Linked DNA regions of Homo sapiens: region 1 is linked to region 2. Evidence: read pairs that join two places in POLR2A ChIA-PET (ENCODE). Cell type or tissue: A673. All regions are shown on one strand.

Evidence for each region. ChIA-PET counts read pairs that join two places held together with the same protein. Peaks named below come from ENCODE experiments on the same cell type or tissue, not always from the same donor. Only the 100,000 strongest peaks of a DNase experiment are listed, where the experiment ranks them.
Region 1: POLR2A ChIA-PET joins it to region 2 with 9 read pairs; 1 of 35 experiments calls an interaction of 5 or more read pairs at or near these places.

Annotation. Positions count from the first base shown.
Region 1 is chr5:147,635,507-147,638,006 of GRCh38, reverse strand. It overlaps JAKMIP2 (janus kinase and microtubule interacting protein 2), which reads left to right. Exons shown (of 22, transcript NM_001270941.2): 11 at 959-1,042; 12 at 1,723-1,785. The region is part of intron 3 of JAKMIP2-AS1 (JAKMIP2 antisense RNA 1); the gene reads right to left. Among named protein-coding and RNA genes, the nearest start is that of JAKMIP2-AS1, 77 kb to the right of the region's middle. In A673, no CTCF peak of the experiment used is centred here; no DNase peak of the experiment used is centred here; H3K27ac peaks cover 510 bases.
Region 2 is chr5:146,459,765-146,462,264 of GRCh38, reverse strand. The region is part of intron 4 of TCERG1 (transcription elongation regulator 1); the gene reads right to left. Among named protein-coding and RNA genes, the nearest start is that of TCERG1, 14 kb to the right of the region's middle. In A673, no CTCF peak of the experiment used is centred here; no DNase peak of the experiment used is centred here; H3K27ac peaks cover 873 bases.

The DNA.
Region 1 (2,500 bases), 1.2 Mb before region 2:
GAATTATTCTCCTCACAATGAATAAGGATATCTTTCATCGCTGTTTTTATTCAACTTTGTACTAAAAAACCTATCCAGATTGTAAAACAACAACAAAAAAATGGGTTTACAGGCAGGAAACAAATTACTAAGCTAAATCACATAGGACAACAAAGTTGCTCCATACAAGATTAGTATTCAAAACTACTTACACACACAGACACACAAAATATGATATATAAAGAGAAAGACAGAGAGAAATTGATTTAGGGACTTAAATTTAGGCACAAAGTTTGCTCTGAAAGAATGGAAAGGCCGGGTGCACTTTGGGAGGCGGAGACGGGTGGATCATCTGAGGTCAGGAGTTCGAGACCAGCCAGGCCAACACGGTGAAACCCCATCTCTACTAAAAATACAAAAATTAGCTGGGCGTGGTGGCCGGTGCCTGTAATCCAAGCTATTTGGGAGGCTGAAGCGGGAGAATTGCTTGAACCCAGGAGGCGGAGGTTGCAGTAAGCTGAGATTGTGCCACTGCATTCCAGCCTGGGCAACAGAGTGAGACTCTGTCTCAAAAAAAAAAAAAAAAAAAATCAAAAGAATTTGGGGAGGCAAAATGGAACAAGGCTTTCATGAAAGAGAAATCATTCAAATAAAGAGAAGAGTGGAGAGTTACAAGGCATATTTAGGAAACAAGAATTATGCCAGCAGGTGAGGGTTTGGCTCTAGGCTGATGAGTAGTAGGAAAAGATTGGAAATATAATGGGAGTTCTCGAATGCCAAGCTAACGAGTTTGAATACTAACCTGAAAATAAAGAATGCTACAGGGAGTTTTAAACAAGAATTTAGATCAGAAAGATTCTTTTGTCATAGAAAATTCTTCTTTTTTTCCTCTCTCTCTCTCTTACTTGTTGAGTTCTAGTCAAGAAAGGTATTGAATAACCATTTTACTTGCTGAGTTCTGGAATTTTGGTTTCACCAGGCTCAAGAACAGCTCCAAGCAGAGGTGCTAAGGTATAAAGCCAAAATTGAAGACCTGGAAGCGACTCTGGCTCAGAAAGGGCAGGTAGGCATTTGGTTGCTAGCTCTTCTGCAGATGCAGACAATTCAATCTGACCTTCCTGTAGCTCACCTGTGCATGGGCCGCACCCAGGACACAGCTTGGCTCTCCACAGTGATCTTTCTCGAACTGCGTTAGAATGTTCAACTCTGTACTTCTGTCTCTGGTGTTTTTCTGGCCAGAGTATGAACCCAGCCACAACAGTGAATGAGCTTGGGCAAGAGAGAGAATGCCAGAGGAAGAGGAACCCTGTACAAATAGCCTAGAGTTGTCATAAGCTGCTAAGACCAAGACCCACCCCTCCAGCTGCGTTCTTTGCCTCTATGCTACATTTATGGTTCTGCATTTTAATGTTTTCCATCCATATGTATCTAGCCTGTGTGCATTCTGACCCTTTTCACTTTTTGCCTGTGTGGTCACTTCTGAGTCCCCAGAAGGCTGGTCCTGGATTATTCAAACTGGAAAAGGTAGAAATAGGGAGTGATGATGAAAAGGGGGTTAAATTTTCCCGGCAACTTTGGCCCCAATTTCTTTGAAGGAGCTGGCAGGGGTGGGTGCTACTTACCAGTCTTTGGCAGGCAAACAAACAGGGTGGGGAGAAGGCAGCTCTGGCAAAGTGGTTTGACAACACAGGCTCTTTCGTGCCACTCTGAAATGCTGACTGCGCGATATTCTTTGTCAAACAGGATTCACACTGGGTAGAAGATAAACAACTTTTCATTAAGAGAAACCAGGAGCTTTTAGAAAAGGTATGTTGGGCACAACACCCTAGCGGGGCAGAGGAGAAAATCATGAGAGATCCAGGAGCAGCAGGGGGTGCTCTCAGGAGTGGCACAGGGGCCAGGGGAAGGGGAGGCTTTTCCGGCACTGCTCTGTCCTCGGCTGCGTGCTCAACCGCATCCCTGTCACCGCCATCACCATCAGTGAAGTGGCACGTGTGCATGGCTCTGCGCTGGGCATTGTGCAGACTTGAAAGGATGTGATCCCTGAAACCTCCTGATTTGCTAACCATATACACTGTATATATACTGTACATATATATATACATACACGCACACACACACGTGCACATCCTGTGTAGTTGTTTATCTACAACAAAACCTCTATGAGGGCCAGGCACAGTGGCTCAAGCCTGTAATCCCAGTAATTTGGGAGGCCGAGGTGGGTGGATCACCTGAGGTCAGGAGTTTGAGACCAGCCTGGCCAACATGGTGAAACCCTGTCTCTGCTAAATACAAAAAATTAGGCAGATGTGGTGGCACATGCCTGTAATCCCAGATACTTAGGAGGCTGAGACAGGAGAATCATCTGAACCCAAGAGGCGGAGGTTGCAGTGAGCTGAGATTGCGCAATTGCACTCCAGCCCGGGCAACAAGAGCAAAACCCCATCTCCAAAAAACAAAACAAAACAAAACAAAGAAACCTCTATGAATAGAACTTGTTATTTTGTGAGAAGAAGTGACA
Region 2 (2,500 bases):
CTTTATGCCAACTTTGTTCTAAACAAAAGCACACTATTTAATACAAATCACCCAATAATCCAACTGACAACAAAATCTGTCAGTATCTTTTTCTAGCTTCTAATAATGAAAAACTCACTTAGGCTGGGAAGATGTGAGCAATTTCGTACTTGTTAATGAGGGACTCACCTTGGCTAAATAGACAGCAGGGCCAAACAAGTATCTTCAGGGGCCCAGGAATGAATTGTTGGTCTAGCATAGACCTAGCCTTAGGGTACAGTATCATATTAATATAATTTTATAACAGTGTGAAAAATACAAAGTACATGCAACATTTGCCCAGTCCCATACATATACCATTTAGCATTTGTAATCTACTATACTGGCTGAAAATGTATCTGGTCATTGTTCCCAACTTCCCTGAGAAGTAGGATTTCTTCATCATTTTTCACAAACTTGCACAAAATGAGTTTATGCTCAACTGGGATTAAAATATATTCTTAATTTTTAGTCCCATTTACCCCACAGATCTATACTGTAGCTCAGAAAATTAAAATTTAAATATTATTATAGTATTCAGATAATTGCTAAAATTGTGATCCAAAGTACTATAGTCAGGAAAATAAATAAGGGCATCAAATTTCAAGTGGAAAAGAACACCAATGGAGATGACAAAAAATATTTACAACCCATTCCTCTTACTTTCCAGCACAGCATTTTCTGAATTTGATTAGCAGCCATGAGTCACGACAGGAAAAGAACAAAAGCAATAAAATAATGGGAAACTGGGAGAATGGTATCTAAGACTTCAGTGGGTAAATTCCCACTAACTTCATTTGCTAAAGTAGCTAGTGAAGCACTAGGCCTCAAAATATACTAACCCAGCCTCAGATCTTAACTAAAAAAGACAAGTGACTATATATAATAGATGGAGAAATATTAAGATTGCAGTAAGACAACACTTTATGATACTAAATCAAGTAAAATAAAAACACACACTGGAATACGTAGACAACATCAAAATTGATGTTTAAAAGCAGTAAAAAGAATATGATTTTGCTATATTATATTTCTGGGAATAAAGTCCTCCCAATCACTGAAGAGTAAAGCAAAACTGACAAACAGGACACAAGACAGCTATGAGCTTACTGACACACTACTCTGAAAACAGACATGGACTATATATAGTATGGTTAAATTATCTAGCTCATCACCTTTCCTAAAACAAAACGAAGCACTACTATTTCTCCTTTCTAAGAACGCAGGAAAGAAAATGTAAGCAACACAGAGCCTCCACATAAAACTACATTGCTTTTATTAATCCCCTTCTCCCATTACTACCACAGGTCTCCCATAAAAACTGGTAGTCTCCTGCCTTGCCACAGAGGTTTGGGAAGCACTAAACCTATAAAAAGGTAACAACCCTTAACAGACTAGCTAGTATGACTGTTATACTTTCATATCAAAATTCACCTTCACTACAAAAGCAAACAGATTTGTAAAACACTATTCATATTTTCCTGTTCAGTACATTCCCCCGCTACAAAATGTCTAAAAACCATTAAGAGGATCTTTAAAGGCTATCCCCATATTATATGTACCTTACTTGACTGCTTCAGTTGCTTTTTATCAATAAAATAAATTCAAATTTGAAGCCAATGTGAATTAATTTCTCTCTTATACGTATTTCTTACACACTAATAATTCCCAAGTCCCTGAAGTAATCACAAAAAAACCCCACATTTTTTCTTTATTCTTATCAATTATCCTGGTAGTAAAATAATACAAATTATAATCACACTGTAGGGACAGCTGTGTATCTTGAGACAAGTGCCATAACAAATAATCAAATAAAAAAATCATTATTTAAGTACTTTCGGGCTTAGTCTCAACCTGCAGAGTAAGGAGCAACATCCATATATTGATACAAAAAAAAAAAGAAAAAAGAAAAAAAGAAAGAAACCCCCCAAAAAGAAAGCAATATTGTCACATTAATAACAATCTTTTAAGCAAATTAATAGCTGTGTCCCTCTCTTAATCTCTGAAATCTGCTATTAATCGACTCTCACCTTTTCAGAAAAGATCTACTCTTTGGGCCTCTGTGAGTTTACACCTGAAAATTCTCCTGCCTTTCTGACTGCTCCCTTCTATGGCAACTCCTCAATTCACCTACTCGCATCCCAGTCTAGAAACTATTCTAAAAGAGATTACTGAGAAGCTCCTAATAAACCTCCCTTATTTCATCACCACCCAAAAAACCAACACCAAAAAAAATCCTCCAAAATACTGCATTTATACAGGCCCCCAGTGCCTGTCTCACCTATTTGCCTAGTTCTTAAGACCCTTCAAAAAAAACACCCTCTCACCTCAGAAGTTTCCTAAAAACCCATAAACTACATTTATCATTTTCCTGACCTTTATTCATGTTGCTTCTCCTACCTGAAAATCCTTTCCTTACCTGTGAACCTGCTTAAACCCTACTCCGTTTCCTTCATGATAAATACCCATGTAGTCCACCCAC